Regions from separate parts of the Homo sapiens genome. Here region 2 is linked to region 1. Evidence: chromatin contacts called from ENCODE Hi-C or POLR2A ChIA-PET data. All regions are on one chromosome and are shown on one strand. Each heading gives the region's core, a stretch centred on a gene start or an enhancer-like site at or near the end of the contact. The rest is flanking DNA. Distances are from core to core; before and after follow the strand shown. Region 1 has its middle 9.8 kb from the start of LINC01768. Region 2 has its middle 33 kb from the start of KCNC4.

Region 1 (6,964 bases), core at 1,775-4,274:
CTGCCTCCCAGTCCTGCCTTGGGTCACCCCAGGTGCCAGGGCCCAGAGGAGGAGGGCTGAGGAGGAGGCAGGGCATAAAGGGGTTAACCTGGGCTGCCCAGCCTCAGTGTAGAGAAGAGGCTCCCAAACCGTCTCTGGCTGTAAGTAGTCAGAAACTAATTTGCCCTTCTGAGTGTAAGTAGAGGTAGGAACTAAGGCCAGCCTGGGCTTCTCAACCCACAGCCTCCCCAGGGTATCCCCCTCCTGCTCCCTCACACCCCCGCCCTTCTCTGAATCCTTGCCCCAATCCCAGGAAGCCGGCATTACTGGCATGGGGCACAGGCCACTGACTCATCAGCACGAACAGCAACCTCCTCAACCACACTCACACCAGCCACATGTGCTTCTCTCTGCGCCTGCTCAATTCTCCAGCCAAACAGGTCCTTCTCCAGCTGAGAGGAAGATGACCAAGCTGGCCTCGGCAACAGTTGCACCACTGGTCCCAGTTGCTCTGGGTGCTCATCACAGAGTTCCGCCACAGCGTGTGTGGGTGCTTGCTCCACTGGCACCTCCTAACTGCTCTCCCCACACCTCTCTTGCAGTCAGAGTGGGCTTTTTCAAAAGCAAGTAAGGCCACATTACTGTCCTGCTCAGAGTCCTTCGATGGCTCCCTGCTGCCCTGGCATGAAGGACTTGCCCTGCAAGCTGGTACTGAGATGGTCAGGATGTGACCCTTCCCTCCCACAAACCTACCCTCTCACTTTTCCCCAGCTCCAACCACCCAGGCTACAGTCATCCCTCGGAATCTCTTGGATATTGGTTCCGAACCCTGCTGCAGATACCAAAACCCACGGATGCTCAGGTTCCTGATATAAAATGGTGTGGTATTTGCATATAACTTATAAACATCCTCCCATAAACTTTAAAATATCTCTAGATTACTTATAATATCTAATACAATATAAATGCTATATAAATTGTTGTTATACTCTATTGTTTAGGGAATAATGACAAAAAACAAGTCCCTACATGTTCAGTACAGACACAATTTATCCAGGGTATATGCAGTTGGTTGAATCCACAGGTGTGGAACCCAGAGCCATGGGGGACCTCCTATCAAACAATTTCCCACTAAGGGTCTGCTCTGACACCCCGCCTTTGCCCGTACCATTCCCACAGCTGGGGATACCTTGCCCTTCATTCCTGGTCTGGCTCCTACATCCTTAGAGGATCTGCTCTCTAGGTTTTCCCTGACCTTCCAGCAAAGTAAGATGTTTCCTACCACCCCCTCAAAGGGCAGGGACCACCCTTAGCTTGGCAGGAGCCCTGCAGCCCAGCACAGTTACAGGCCACAGAATGCCCACAGAGCACCAGCCTACTATTGGTGGCCCTAGTATGAGTTGGCAGGGATAAGCCTTAAATGTTGAGTGGCTGCAGGACCTAAATGTCCTGAGGATTCAAATCCTCCAAAAAAAAAATCAGGACGTGTCTGACCACTCTCATTAGCTGTACCCCTGACCAATGCCACTCTCCCCACCCATCCTTGCCTTGGCTGGGGACACCAAGCTGAGGACACTAAGCTACCTGGAGATTCCAGCCTGGGGTGAAGACCTCTCCTGTGCCTACCCCCAAGACTTACCCCAAAGCCTCACCTACTCCTCCCCCTGTTCCTCTTTCAAGGGCAAGAAGGAGGCCCAGGCAGAAGGCAAAGAGGGAAATCCCTAGTTCCCCAAGCATTGCGGCTCCGGGAGGAGCCCTGGGGATTGAGGGTGAGAAAAGCAGCCCAATGACCTCTAGGGCCAAGAAGTAGAAAAGACCACCCAAAATGTCTAGTGGGGGTAAAGGAGAAGGTAGGAGGGAATGAGTGGGGAAGTTGTGCTAAGAACGGAGACTATGAAGTCAAACTACCCTGACTCAACTCCTGACACTGGCTCTGGGTAAGACCTTCTTTCTGAGTCCTGGTCTCCTTGTAGGAGAAGTGGGCTAACGGTGGTGCCTATAAAGTGCTCAGCACAGAGCCTGGCAGACAGAAGTGCTCAACAAAAAGCAGCCGCTGCTGCTGCTACCAGGACTGGGGAAAACGGCCCCAGCCTGGGAGACTCTGGGCAGGTCCCTTTTCATCTCCAGGCTGCAGCCATCCAGGCTGTACAACAAGATGGGCCCACCCGCCTCCTGGGTTTGTGGCAGGAATCAGTGGATTCGTGGGCAGAAGAGGTCCCCACAGTCACACTTAGCCTCTCTGCCCAGGCCACCAGGCCCAGAAAGCATGTGCCTGTTCCCAGCTCCTGATCAGCCACAGAGCCACAGGGAAGATGGGAGACAGGGCCATGTGGCCTGGCCACTGGCTTGTCCCTTTGGAAGCTCTCCCCACTGCCCAGCTGCCCAGGCTCTTACCCTTGACTTTTTCCCTCATGCCTGGCCCTATCCTCCCTCTCCTTTGTATCCCCAGAAGTTGGTCCCTTTCTCTGCTGAGAGTGCTTGCCTGCTTTACTTCCTTCTACTAGTGAGGCTGGTGACTGTGGGGCGTCTTGATATCTCATGGTCTTACTTGCAAAGGCTACAGTGTTCCATGACTATTTGGATTCATCAGAGCCATTGTCTGGGGCTCAGGGAGCAGCTCTTCAGCTATCCTATGCACCTCGTCCACACCCTACTCTGCCTCCCACAAATGGGCCTCACAACACAGGGAGTCAGGATGGACTAGGGGGCCAGCGCAAGGGTGAACACTCAGTAGATTTACGTCGGAGGTGCAGCTCATCCCCTCACAGCTGGGTGGCCTCTGTAGAGCTGGGGTGTCCCTTCCAGGATGGATGTGACTTTGCTTTGCCAACAGCAAAGAGGCATGTGAATGGGAGGCACGTCTGTCACCCTTTGGGGTGGCCGTCTGGAGACCTGAAGAGGAGAAAGGGGTCTCTGTCTTCTCTGTGCCCAGAACCAGCTGAGATGGGGCTGCTGAGCCTGCCTAAAGGGACAGAACAGAGCCAGGAAGCAGGGGAGGCAGTGCCCAGACAGAGGTCACAGGGCAAGGACAACACTGGAAATGCTTGTCCCCAACAGCAGAGTCGAGGAGATGCAATCTTTTCATTACATGCTCAGGCTTCCTGGGCTGCTGGCCAGGGTATACGCAGCCCTCAGCTTCCTCTACAGGCCCAGCAGGGACACTGCCTCCCTCTGCCCTGACCCCCTCTGGGAAAAGAGGAGTTCTGGGACCCCAGATCAGAGGCAAGGAGGCAGCAGACCCAGCTGGCTGAACTTGGAGCTCTCATCTCTGGGGTTGGGGGTGAGAGCAGAGCGATGAGGCCCAGACCAGTTCAGGACTCCCCCACAACACACCCACTTGGGCTCTGCCAAGACCTGGGTGGGGCTGAGGATGGGAGGAGCATCAGTCCTGCCCCCTGGAACATCCAAACCCCCTGGTCCAGGTTTTCTGAAGGCAGGACTCAATGAGCTCATGGGCCTGCCATACCCAGCCCTGTGTAAGATAACAGGGAGGCGTGGGTTCTGTGGGTGAACTAGAGAGTGGAACTTATCCTCTCCCCAGGAAGACACTTAGAATTTTTTTTCTAGTGTGCTATTTTTGCTGGACCAAAAAATGTGTCTGCCTGTCCAGGTCAGAGCTGCCAGTCTGCAATCTCTTCACCTGGTTTCCTTTTACCTCCAGAAGATCCCAGTATCCACACCCCCAGCCCCATCTGAGTCCAGGTGAGCAGGGGCCCCTCTCTGATGGGTCCCATAGGGCAGGGCTCTGCCTTTCCAAGAAGGGCCTTTCCATGCGATGTTCCTTCAAGGCTCACAACTCTGAGATGAGTGTTTTAATCCCTATTTCGCTAGTGAGGGAAGAGAGGCAAGCACAGTGACAAAATGACAGGAGTTGCTGAAAGTGAGCATTGGATCTGGCTGCTTGTGGCTTGCTGTCTCACAGAGAAAACACAGCAAACCAACTTGGATTTGCAGATCAGTTATGGGTTTTAGAGAGGGATTTTTTGTATCAAAGCGCATCCAATCCCTTGGTTTACAGAGGGGAAGTCTGGGACACAGAGAGAGTGATACCTCACCTCAAACTTGGGAGAACGAGGACTAGAAGCCAGGTCTCTTCACTCCAACTTCTAGGCTCTGTTCATGTAAGACATCAGGCCATCCCTGGGCAGGACAGAGAGAATGGGCACCTGTTCATTTCACCCCAGGGCCCTGGGGGAGGCCACTCGTCCTCCTCCTGCCCCTCTCCCACAGGTCCTTCCCATGAGGAGAGGAAAGGAGGCTGCTCCCCTTCTAGTCTCAGCACCCAGGACCATCCTCCGCTCTTGTGGGCTATTTATCCACACACTGCCCAGTAAATGTGAGCAGAATGGAACCAGCTTCACCCCACACCCAGGCCTGAGGACTTTACATTGGTTCCTCCGGGACACCCATCTGAGGTCTGTGCCCAAAATCTGAAGGATAATTCCTCACCCTGCTCATAGTCACAGGCTTTGCAATGACCCCAGCAGGAAGAGAATATGGAAGGCACTAAGGTAGAGTGTGTGCTGCTGGGAGACCTCTCCAGGCAATCACAGCCCTGATCTCAAAAGACCTCAAGGGCCCACCGGGGGCAAGCCCAAATCAGCTGCCCAGGACAGCTCGCTTTGCACAGAGAAAGGCTTCCCCATCCTTCCTCCAGCCAGCCAATACAATGCAGGAGGTAAGAGCTCTGATCCCAGAGCCCTTCAGGCTGGGTTCAAACCCCAGCTCAGCCACTTGGTAGCTATGTGCCCTTGTACATGTTCTTAACCTCCCCATGACTTTGTTTTCTCATCTGTACAAGGAGGATAATACTAATAGCTACCCCACAGGACAGTCATGAGCAGTGTATGGGTTAATAAACATTCCGTGCTTGGGACAATGCCTGACAATTATAAGAGCTATATAAGTAATTGGTTGATTATCATTGTTGTTATTATTTTCTGAACCAAGAGAGACTATGGATATCAATCAAAGCAGACAAAAACCTAACACGCTGCGGGAGGTTCTGTGGAGGAGGGTGCAAGGCCTGTTGGGTAAAGGAGTGTCACCATCCACAGGCAGGTGGCTCACCAAGGGGATTACATCAGGCAGAAATTGCCATTAATAGCAGTTCCCTCTTGGGCCAGACACAAGCCTACAGAGCACGAGGAAGTGAGAAATTTTACTATTGCAAGAATGAGAAATATTACTACTGGGCAGAATTCCATTTTTAGAACCTGGGAAGTTATTTTGAGGGTTGGTGTTTTCATTTTTTTTAATAGCCTCTGCACTCTAACAATACTCAGGGCAAGAACTGCTCTGAGGAGAAACCAGGGCACAGTGGGGAGCCCTGCCAGCCTCTGTGGTTGCTGGGCAACCCCTCACCACCAGCCAGGCTAGTGGAGAGCAAGAGTAGGCTCCACATCCACACACCCCTCCTCACAAGTGCCAGAACTCATTAGATAAGCCCCTCTCAAGGATGTCTAGAGGAAGCAGCCTCATTTTCTTTTCAGCCTGGGCAGCTTGGAGTGAGGAAGGCAGGCCCTCAGGAAAGAGCACGCTGAACAGCTGCAGGCCAGCCTCACTTTTGACAGCTATGTCAGGTTCCTGTGGCTGCTGTCACAGATCGTCATGAATTTGGTGGCTTAAAACAACAGAAATGGATTCTCTCATAGTTCCAGAGGGCAGAGAAGTTCAAAATCAGTATCACTGGGCCAAAATCCAGTTTCAGTCAGGCTGCACGCCCTCTGGAGGTGTCGTGGGAGAATCTGTGCCTGGCCTCTTCCAGCTTCTGGTGGCTGCCAGCATTCCCTGGCTTGTGGCCACATCACTCCAGTCTCTGCCTCTGTAGTCACATGGCCTTCTCCTCTTCTGTTTTGACAAATCTCCCTCTGCCTCTCTCTTAAGGGTATCTGTGATTGCATTTAGGCCCTACTAGGATAGTCCAAAACTATCTGCCCATCTCAAGATCCTTAATCACATCTGCTATGACCTTTTTTTCCATATAAAGTAACATTCACTGATACGAAGGGATTAGGATCCAAAGTCTTTGGGGATTATGATTCAGCCTACTACCCATGCCGACATCTTCCTCTAACAAAGCAGACCAGCAACTCACCACTCCACCCCCTGGCATCCTGGCCCAGTCACTCTTCACCACCTGGCACCAGGTGGTACACCAGGCTCAGGATGACTGGGTACACGGCCCTGCCCCTGAGGCCCTACCCACCCTGGAGTTGTCTCTTACAGACCCAAAAACAGGCCAAGCAAGGCTGGAGTTTCCTGGAGCAGCAGGGGTGTTTAGCTACACACTCAGGATGTGGCAGCTCCCTTGAGGCCTCCAGTTACTGCCACAGAGGGAAATAGGGAGCTACAGACCAGAGGCCAGCACTGTAAAAATTTTCTTTAAAAAAATCTTTTTATTACACTATACAAATTCAATAAAGGAGTAGAAAAAATAGAAAATGCAAAGCCTGCGGAATTCTAGCCCCCAGGGATCATTATAAAATTTGTTGTGCAAGCAACCTTCCTTCTAGACCTTTTTCTATTCAGATAGAACCACAGACTTACAGTTTGAAAAACCACAAATGGCATTATATACTATACATTCTGTTTTTCAACCGGGTTTTTTCAATAAATGGTTTATTCTGGGTGCCTTTCATGGCAGTACATAGAGCATTTCTTCCATCTTTTTAAAGGCTGCGGAGGATCCCCCCACTCTCGGCCATGTGATTGAACCACGATTAAGTTACCCTGCTGATGGGCATTTGAATTGTTCCTAGTTTTGTAGCTGAAACCAATGTAGTGAGATAATTTAGGGAGAGACTAATATCTGACTAGTTTACATTGTTACAGGAGGCTCACACAGACAAGGAGGCATTTTTCTCTCACCTCCATATACCACCTCAACAGTACCTCAAAGCAGTCAAGCCTAGGATGAAGGAAGTGAGGGCTTCCCTTGCTCCCAAGAAGAATTAACAAAATGTTGTTCTCTGAGGCAGAGCCT
Region 2 (6,964 bases), core at 1,842-4,341, 430 kb before region 1:
AACTAGGCATGTGGCAAAATTGCACTTGTACCCAATAAATGTGTACCAAAAAAAAAAAAAGAAAAGAAAAAGAAAGAAAAGACTTCACAAAGGATGAGCAGATTCACAGGTGGAGGAAAGCCAGGGGACACTCCAAGCAAAGGGAAGCGTGTAACCCAAAGCAGGAAAGTACATACATTCAAACACTTCTATGTGCATGGGATTGGAGTGCGAGTGTGTGGGAGGGAGGGCAGGGACTGACTGAGGCCCAAAAGAGAGGCTGGGACCAGACGGTGAAGGTTCTGGGGAAGCCACGCTCAAGCTTCTAACCTTTATCCAGCAGGGAGTCAGAGAAGACTTTTCGGAAAAGGAAGGGCATGAGGAGACTTGTCTTTTAGCAAAAGCTTGTTCAAGGAGCTGTTCTGTGGCTGGAGGAATCTTCTCCAACTCCCTACCCTCTAGTCACACGGTTGTAAATGGGGATGAAGTCTGACTCATGGTTGGTAGCTAAAAATGTTTTCTGGACCCCAAGTGATAGATGTGATTCCTAAATACAGGAAGAAGAAAGCATTGGCAGAGGATGCAAGGTGGCTTCTGAGGTCAGGATGGAGTAAAGACTCCTTCTGGGATCTGGAAAAGGCTGCAAGATGACTTTTATAGATTGGTGATTTAGTAGCTGATACTCTGGCAGCCTTGAGGTCGGGTTAACATGAGGTCAGAGAAATCCCAGTTTGGCATTAGCTTAGCCACTGGACAAGTGAGGCAAGAAACGGGCTTGGACTGTTTTTATCCCCACCATCTGGATGGAGATAAGAGCTGGCTTTGATTTTTCTCACCCTTTACATCGGAGAAGCCCAGAGTACTTCATGGGCATTCCCTACGATGCTGGCCACTACCTCCTGCAAGAAGCAGGTCAAACAAGGGCAGCTAGAGCTGGAACAGGCACAGATAGTACAAAGAGCCAAGAACCTCTTCGTTCTCTGAAACATCCTCCTTGATACCCACCCTCTCAATGTCAGAAAGAGGAAACTGACTTGTTCAACTTCTAGTTCTACCTGAAGACAAGATACGTGCACTGAGCAAGCTTCTTCAGGCCAAGAGAAGAGAAGAGGAAGAGAAGAGGCAGTGTGGAGGAGAGATTTTGGGATGGTTCCATAGTCAAGCCAACTCTGTTGGGCGTGTGTTATGGGAGCGGGGCCAAGGGGTCTTAAATCAGCTTCCTTATGGTTGCTGGTATGTTTCTAAGTGGCTAGTCTTGGAAGAGAGTGGACTTTAGGGTCCTATTTCCACTTAGGGTTGTACAATCACCACGTGCAGGATAACTACCATGTTGAAAACACTGACCGGAGATAAGTCTTCTAGCTTCTGACACTTTTTGCCACGAATTGATCACCAGCTGGGTCTTCATGTGAATGCCATCTGACGACAGGGAGAGCAGAGAATACTGAAGCCCAGAGCAGCAGGGTGAACTGAGTTAGAACTTGAGGAATGGACCTAGGTCTGCCAGCTCTCGGCCCCATGTTTAAAACTGAGCTCCACAAAATGTCAAATATTTTATTAAAGCCAAAATCCAGCCGGATTTCCAGCTGTGATCCAAATACCATATACAGGTTCAGTTGCCTCTCTGTCACAGAAGCCGCCAGCACTTAGGTTGAGACCTTCTGATCACTCATGTCTCCCCTTCCCTCCTCCGCCAGACCTACCCCTCCAGCCCCAGCCCCTCATGGGGAGGCTGTGGGCTGGGCTGTGTTCCTTTTCTCCTCAATTTAGCTTTCCTCAAAGGTTCTCTAGTGAATTGGGGAAGGTTCTTAGAGCTCATTCAGAAAAGAAGGGAGAGAGGAAGGAAGGAAATTAAACCTTATAGAATGTCAAGTTATTGAGCTAAGTAGGAGGCACACAGGATCTCATTGGAGCTTTATGAGAACCCGCTGAGGTGGGCAGTATTATCCCCAATTTTGCAAACGGGGAACTGAAGCTCAGCCAAGTTAAGCAAGTTGCCAAAGACTGCACGGCCCATGGTGGAAGCGAGGCTGGAGTTCGGGCCCCCTAATTCCTGTCCACATTCAGGCCCAAGTAGAGCTGACCTGAATTCTAGAGAAGTCAGTGATGAAGCAAATGCCCCACAGTGCAGACACCTTGGATTGGGCTAAATGGCAGCTCTGGGGGCCACTTGGCTCCAGTTACCTTCATAGCCTCTGCTGGTCCCATGTCTAATTTCTGGACTGAAGGTTCTTCATATTGTGTGTTGGGGGTTGTGGGGAGAGGAGGGGAAAAACACAGAGGTGGCGCTGCTGGTGATCAGGGAAGGAACCAGCCCATGGCAGAACCTCAGGTGGCCTGGGCACCTCCCAGGGCGAAGTGTGCTGGTGTGTGTGAGGCATGGTGCAGTTCTTTGAGCTGAGACAGGCAGGGCCCCTCAGGCTAGTCCTGATCCATCCTGGAACTGGGTTTTGTTATTTATTATTATTATTTTTAGACAGAGTCTCGCTATGTTGCCCAGGCTGCAGTGCCGTGACTAATTTAGAGGTGCATCATAGTGCACTGCAACCTCAAACTCCTGGGCTCAAGCCATCCTCCCATCTCAGCCTGCTGAGTAGCTGGGACTACAGACGTGTGCCACCGCACCCGAGTTAGGGTTTGTTCTAATAAGGGAAATAGTATTCCATTACACAGCTTAGATTCCTAAACCTCCATTTAGAAAGTGGATTAAGATCTCTTCTCCCGAAGCCGGTGGCATCCACAGTTAGAATAAGAACCCAGAGTGGTCTTGGTCTCAAAGTAACCCAAACCTTCCACCTGCCAAGGATGGGGTGGCGTCAGGCTAATCCCGCCACCAAGCCAGCCTGTGAAAAATAATGATTACGTAAAGAAAACATCCCGGAAAAAGAACCCCGACTAATCTGTGCTGGACTGGAACACATGCCTCTTGTTCTGACCTGCCTCCAGAGTGAAATGAGCCACTTCTGCCTTGCATTGTTGCCCCTTTCTTCTCATTCACGTGCTTGCTCAGCAGACACCCAAACAAAGCGTTTGGGGTTTGCCCAGCTGTTCTATTTCCAGCCTGTTCGGTTCATTTTAGGCCCCGCAGCCTCTGCCCACAGCCGGGTGCAGGCCCTCCTCCTTCCCCTCCTCTGCCCCTCCCCCTTCCCTACCTGCTTTTTCTCTCCCTGCTCCGCGGGCTACTGCTCCTCTCTCTGCCACTCTCCCTTCTCCCTCTTCCTCCTCTTCATCTTCCTCTTCTCAGCTTCTGAGATCTGCTTTCAGTCTTCCCCTGTGCTTCCTCTCACCTCCCTGCCTCCTTTAATCTCATTCCCAGGAGCTCACAGGTGTGTGTGGAAAGGACTTGGGGCAGCTCCTGGCCCCAGCAGGTCCGGGAAGCAGGTTAGAGAGAGGAATGGAAGGTGGGGCTGAGGTGCCCACGTGCAGGGAGCAGCCTTTAGAGCCAGCAGCTGTGTGGGTCTCCGTCTGGCTTCTCACTGCTTCGGGAAGCAAGCACACAGGTGTCACCACTTCTGGGTCGCTAAGGCGGAAATGGTCATGACAGTGAGTTGTCTCATGAGCACTGGTGTCCCAAGGCCCTGCCTCGAGTTGGACCTGCCTCCATCCTCTCAGTCCACAGTGAGAGGCCCTAGCAAGGAATTTCTGGAAAAGGACTTCTAGTGCTTCTGTTGTGCTCAGGCCTGCCAGGCAGGGTCTGTCAGTGTCAATAGGGAAGGACACACACTGAGCACTGTTTACTGCCTGGGTCTAGAGCCACTTCACATATCCCACCTCCATTTACTCCTCTGGGCAAAATCTGGAGATGTTTCCTTCTCTCCATTTCACAGACCATGCTTAGAAAGGTTAAGTCATTTGCCCAAGGTCACGCAGCTCACAAGTGGCAAAGCCAGTGGAGCCAGAATTAGCAATCTGGCCGTGGACCAGAAATCGATGGCAGTGGTGGTGCTGGTGCCAAGGGGCTGGCCACAGAGCCAGTGTAGAAGCATGGTCAAAATCGCCTGTGAAATCTATCTGTGAGATCTCCATCAAATTACTCTCCAGTTTCCTCACCTGTAAAATGTGAGTGATAAAAAGAGCCCTTACCTCCTGGGGCTGCTCTGATCCATTAAGCCATGTAGGGGGCTTGGGCTGGTCGTAAACACTCAATCCACGTTAGCTATTATACCTTCCAGAGGCACCTGCCCTCTGACTCTGGAGGAACACCCAAGTCCTCGACAGAGAGAAAGCCAGAAGAATGATAATCCCTTGCCTCCAGTGGTGCTTCAGGAGTTCCAAAGGACCCATCCATCCACTCTCATTTAATTATCATCCCACCTTGGATGAAGGCAGGGGAAGCTTAATTCCCATTCACAGATGTGGAACCTCAAGCCCAGCAACAGCGTGGGATTGGCTCAGACCCCTCTGGAAACAACCCTTGCCAGCCTCTTTTTCTATGTCCACTTATGTAGCAGGAGTTTCATCCAAGAGCACAAACCTGAGCACCTAACTAGCACTCGGAGAGTTGGGGTGGGTGGGAGGCTCACAGAACACCACTAATGAAGACTGAGAAGGAAGCAGACGGAGGGAGAAAGGACCCAGGATATAGCCCCCCCCGCTGTTCCAAGTTAACTGTGATGTAAATTGAAGCTACTAACATCAGGAAAGAAAGGCCCAGATGGCTGAAGCCTGGAGAGTTGAGGGGAAATGGGGAACTTTGGAAGGGAGTACTGATGGTGAGGGTGGCGTGGGTGAGAGGAGACTTGGCTGGCACATGGTGGTGGGATGGCAGAGTGAGAGGTCCAGCATCCCGGATAATTATTCTGGACAAATCTTACAACCCAACCATGGACTAGAATGACAGGGGTGAAGGGCAGAAGTCAGCAGAGGGCAGCTAATTCATTCACTCCTTACTCATTCACTCATTCCTTTGTTCACCTTTGAGCTCCTGACCACTGAGCAGGGGCTGGAGGTAAAAACATTAATAAGGAAAGCATCCATAAATGAGTAAACAAGCAACAAGTTATCACTGCAGTAAGTGCTATAATGGAGGAATATTCAAGGTTCTGTGAGAGCATAAAGGACAGAGGAATTCTACCTGGGAGAGCCCAGGAAGGATTCTCAGAGGTGACAGTTGAGTGGGCCTTGAGGGATGAGTAAGAGTTTGCCAGGCTGAGGACACAATAGTAGAATGTAAGAGGGGAGCACAAGGAGCAGGAAGATCTTCCAGACAGAGGCAGCCTCCATTGCATATCACTTTGGATTTCTCTTTTGCGCTCCACGTCCTTCTTTGTTAATTGGAGTCAGGCCAGAATTCCTTGTAGAGCTCTGGCCCCTAATTTGACCCACACAGGAAGTTTTGGATTTCTTCCTCTCCTAATCGAAAAAATTATCTATCCTGCTTGGAGCTCTCTGGTGCTAGGACTTCCTATCACAGAGAACAAGGCTGTCACTCCACAAGTTGAGAGAAGGTCAACAGTCCTATCTCCTGGGAAATAAAATATACATGGACCCTAAATTCATACTAGAGTGCTGATGACTGACACAAAATACTTTCTTGTGCATAGGTCAGAAAATGAAGAGAGCAGGACGACTCTGGAAATGTGTGTTTATGTTTAGGTGCCAGTATGTAAGGGGACAGTAGTTAGCAAGAGCCTCTGGCAGGGGTGGGAAAGAACCCAAGCAGAAAGATAGAGAGTATTAGAGAGCAACTTTCCAGTCCTGTCCAGGGAAACCCAGCTTGTCACCACCTAGCACCGAGGCCCAGAGGGAGCCTGGTATCACTGGAGCCTTCTTACCTCCCTGCTGCCCTCAACATCCCGCCCCCAGGCGCCCTGGGAGCTGGTTGCCATCTCTAGTGGGGTGCTGACAGAAATGAGGTCCCTAATCAATTTTCCAGGGGGGCAGTGTCATCCCCTCAGGGGAAGAGCGGGTCCTGGGGCAGACAGCGGGATGCTGCCGGGGTGTTGGAAGGGGGCTGATTGTGACTCCTGTTCCCTGGTACTGTGGCTGCCTGGCATGGTGAGAGGATAGCACAGACTGGTCTCTCGGCAGCCTAACTAGGAGGGAGGCCCCAGGAGCAGCTTTGCTGTGGTGGCAGCCCTGGTGGTGGTGGTGGTCGTCGTGGTAGTGGCACAGCTCTGCCTCCCATGGCAGCTTAGGAGCCACCACCCCAGGGAGGGTCACTGTGGCAACAGCTACTCTGGGAACAGATCCTCCGGGCCTCTGAGGCTGGCCCCTGGTCTTCTCGAGGGGCAGCTGGCAGGCCTGTGCCGGGCGTGGGGAGGAGGCAGGGCACCTGTCTCTGAGCCAAGCCTCTGGGGCCCCAGGGCTGAGGCAAGGAGGAAAGGTGGTGTTTGTTTTCCTTTGTTTGCTATGAACATTTGATCACTGATGCTGGATTTGGAGTTAATCGTCCTTGGATCAGGGGCTCAATATGAGGAGCTGAGGGGAGGGGAGCTGAGGGGAGTCTCTAGGGATCTCAGGGATGGAGCTGGGCCTCAGGTTAAGGAATCCTGGGCTCTCGTCCCTGCAGAAGTCTCTTCAGGAGCAGTCTCTCCTGCTCCGGGCAGCCTGGGGTCTGAGCTGAGTTCAGGGTGCCCTTGGTGTCAGTGGCAGGCTGGAGGAACCCTGCTGTCCCACCTAAGGCTGGGGCAGGCCTGGGAGGCTCCGAGTCCAGGAAGACTGGAAGGAGTGGGGTAGGGTGCTGGCTTGAGGTGGACACCGGGCCAGGGTTCTCTTTCCCCGTTTCCCACTCCCTGACCTCACTTCCCTCCCTCTGCTTCTTCACTCTTCATCAACCCCTTTGCCCCTCCCTCCTCTTCCTCTTTCCTTCTTTCTCACTCTTCCTTCTTACTCATTGCTTCCTTTCTCACCATATCCTTCATTCACTTCAACATTTCGCTGAGCACCTACTCTGCATGGACCACTAAGCTAGGCCCTCGAGTGGGAGCTGGGATGAACCAGCACCTCTGAGCAACTCGCCACTGTGGGAAGGGGAATTTGACAA

The links. Hi-C counts contacts between places; a loop is a spot of excess contacts on that map. ChIA-PET counts read pairs that join two places held with the same protein, here RNA polymerase II (POLR2A). Pooled maps may share reads with other maps.
Region 2: a pooled map shows a loop between it and region 1 (2.2-fold over the local background). The contact joins two enhancer-like sites. A Hi-C loop is called at or near these places in 1 of 50 pooled maps. POLR2A ChIA-PET finds 5 or more read pairs at or near these places in 2 of 52 experiments (B cell and activated naive CD4-positive, alpha-beta T cell).

The regions. Positions count from the first base shown.
Region 1 is chr1:109,814,795-109,821,758 of GRCh38, reverse strand. No RefSeq gene overlaps it. Among named protein-coding and RNA genes, the nearest start is that of LINC01768, 9.8 kb to the left of the region's middle. RefSeq lists a silencer at 4,963-5,042 and enhancers at 5,213-5,262, 5,413-5,532. Within about 2 kb of position 3,024, at least 6 of the 41 ENCODE cell types and tissues checked have a DNase peak (open chromatin) inside an H3K27ac peak, as active enhancers do.
Region 2 is chr1:110,239,863-110,246,826 of GRCh38, reverse strand. It overlaps a transcript of KCNC4 not described here. Among named protein-coding and RNA genes, the nearest start is that of KCNC4, 33 kb to the right of the region's middle. RefSeq lists an enhancer at 2,866-2,915. Within about 2 kb of position 3,091, at least 2 of the 41 ENCODE cell types and tissues checked have a DNase peak (open chromatin) inside an H3K27ac peak, as active enhancers do.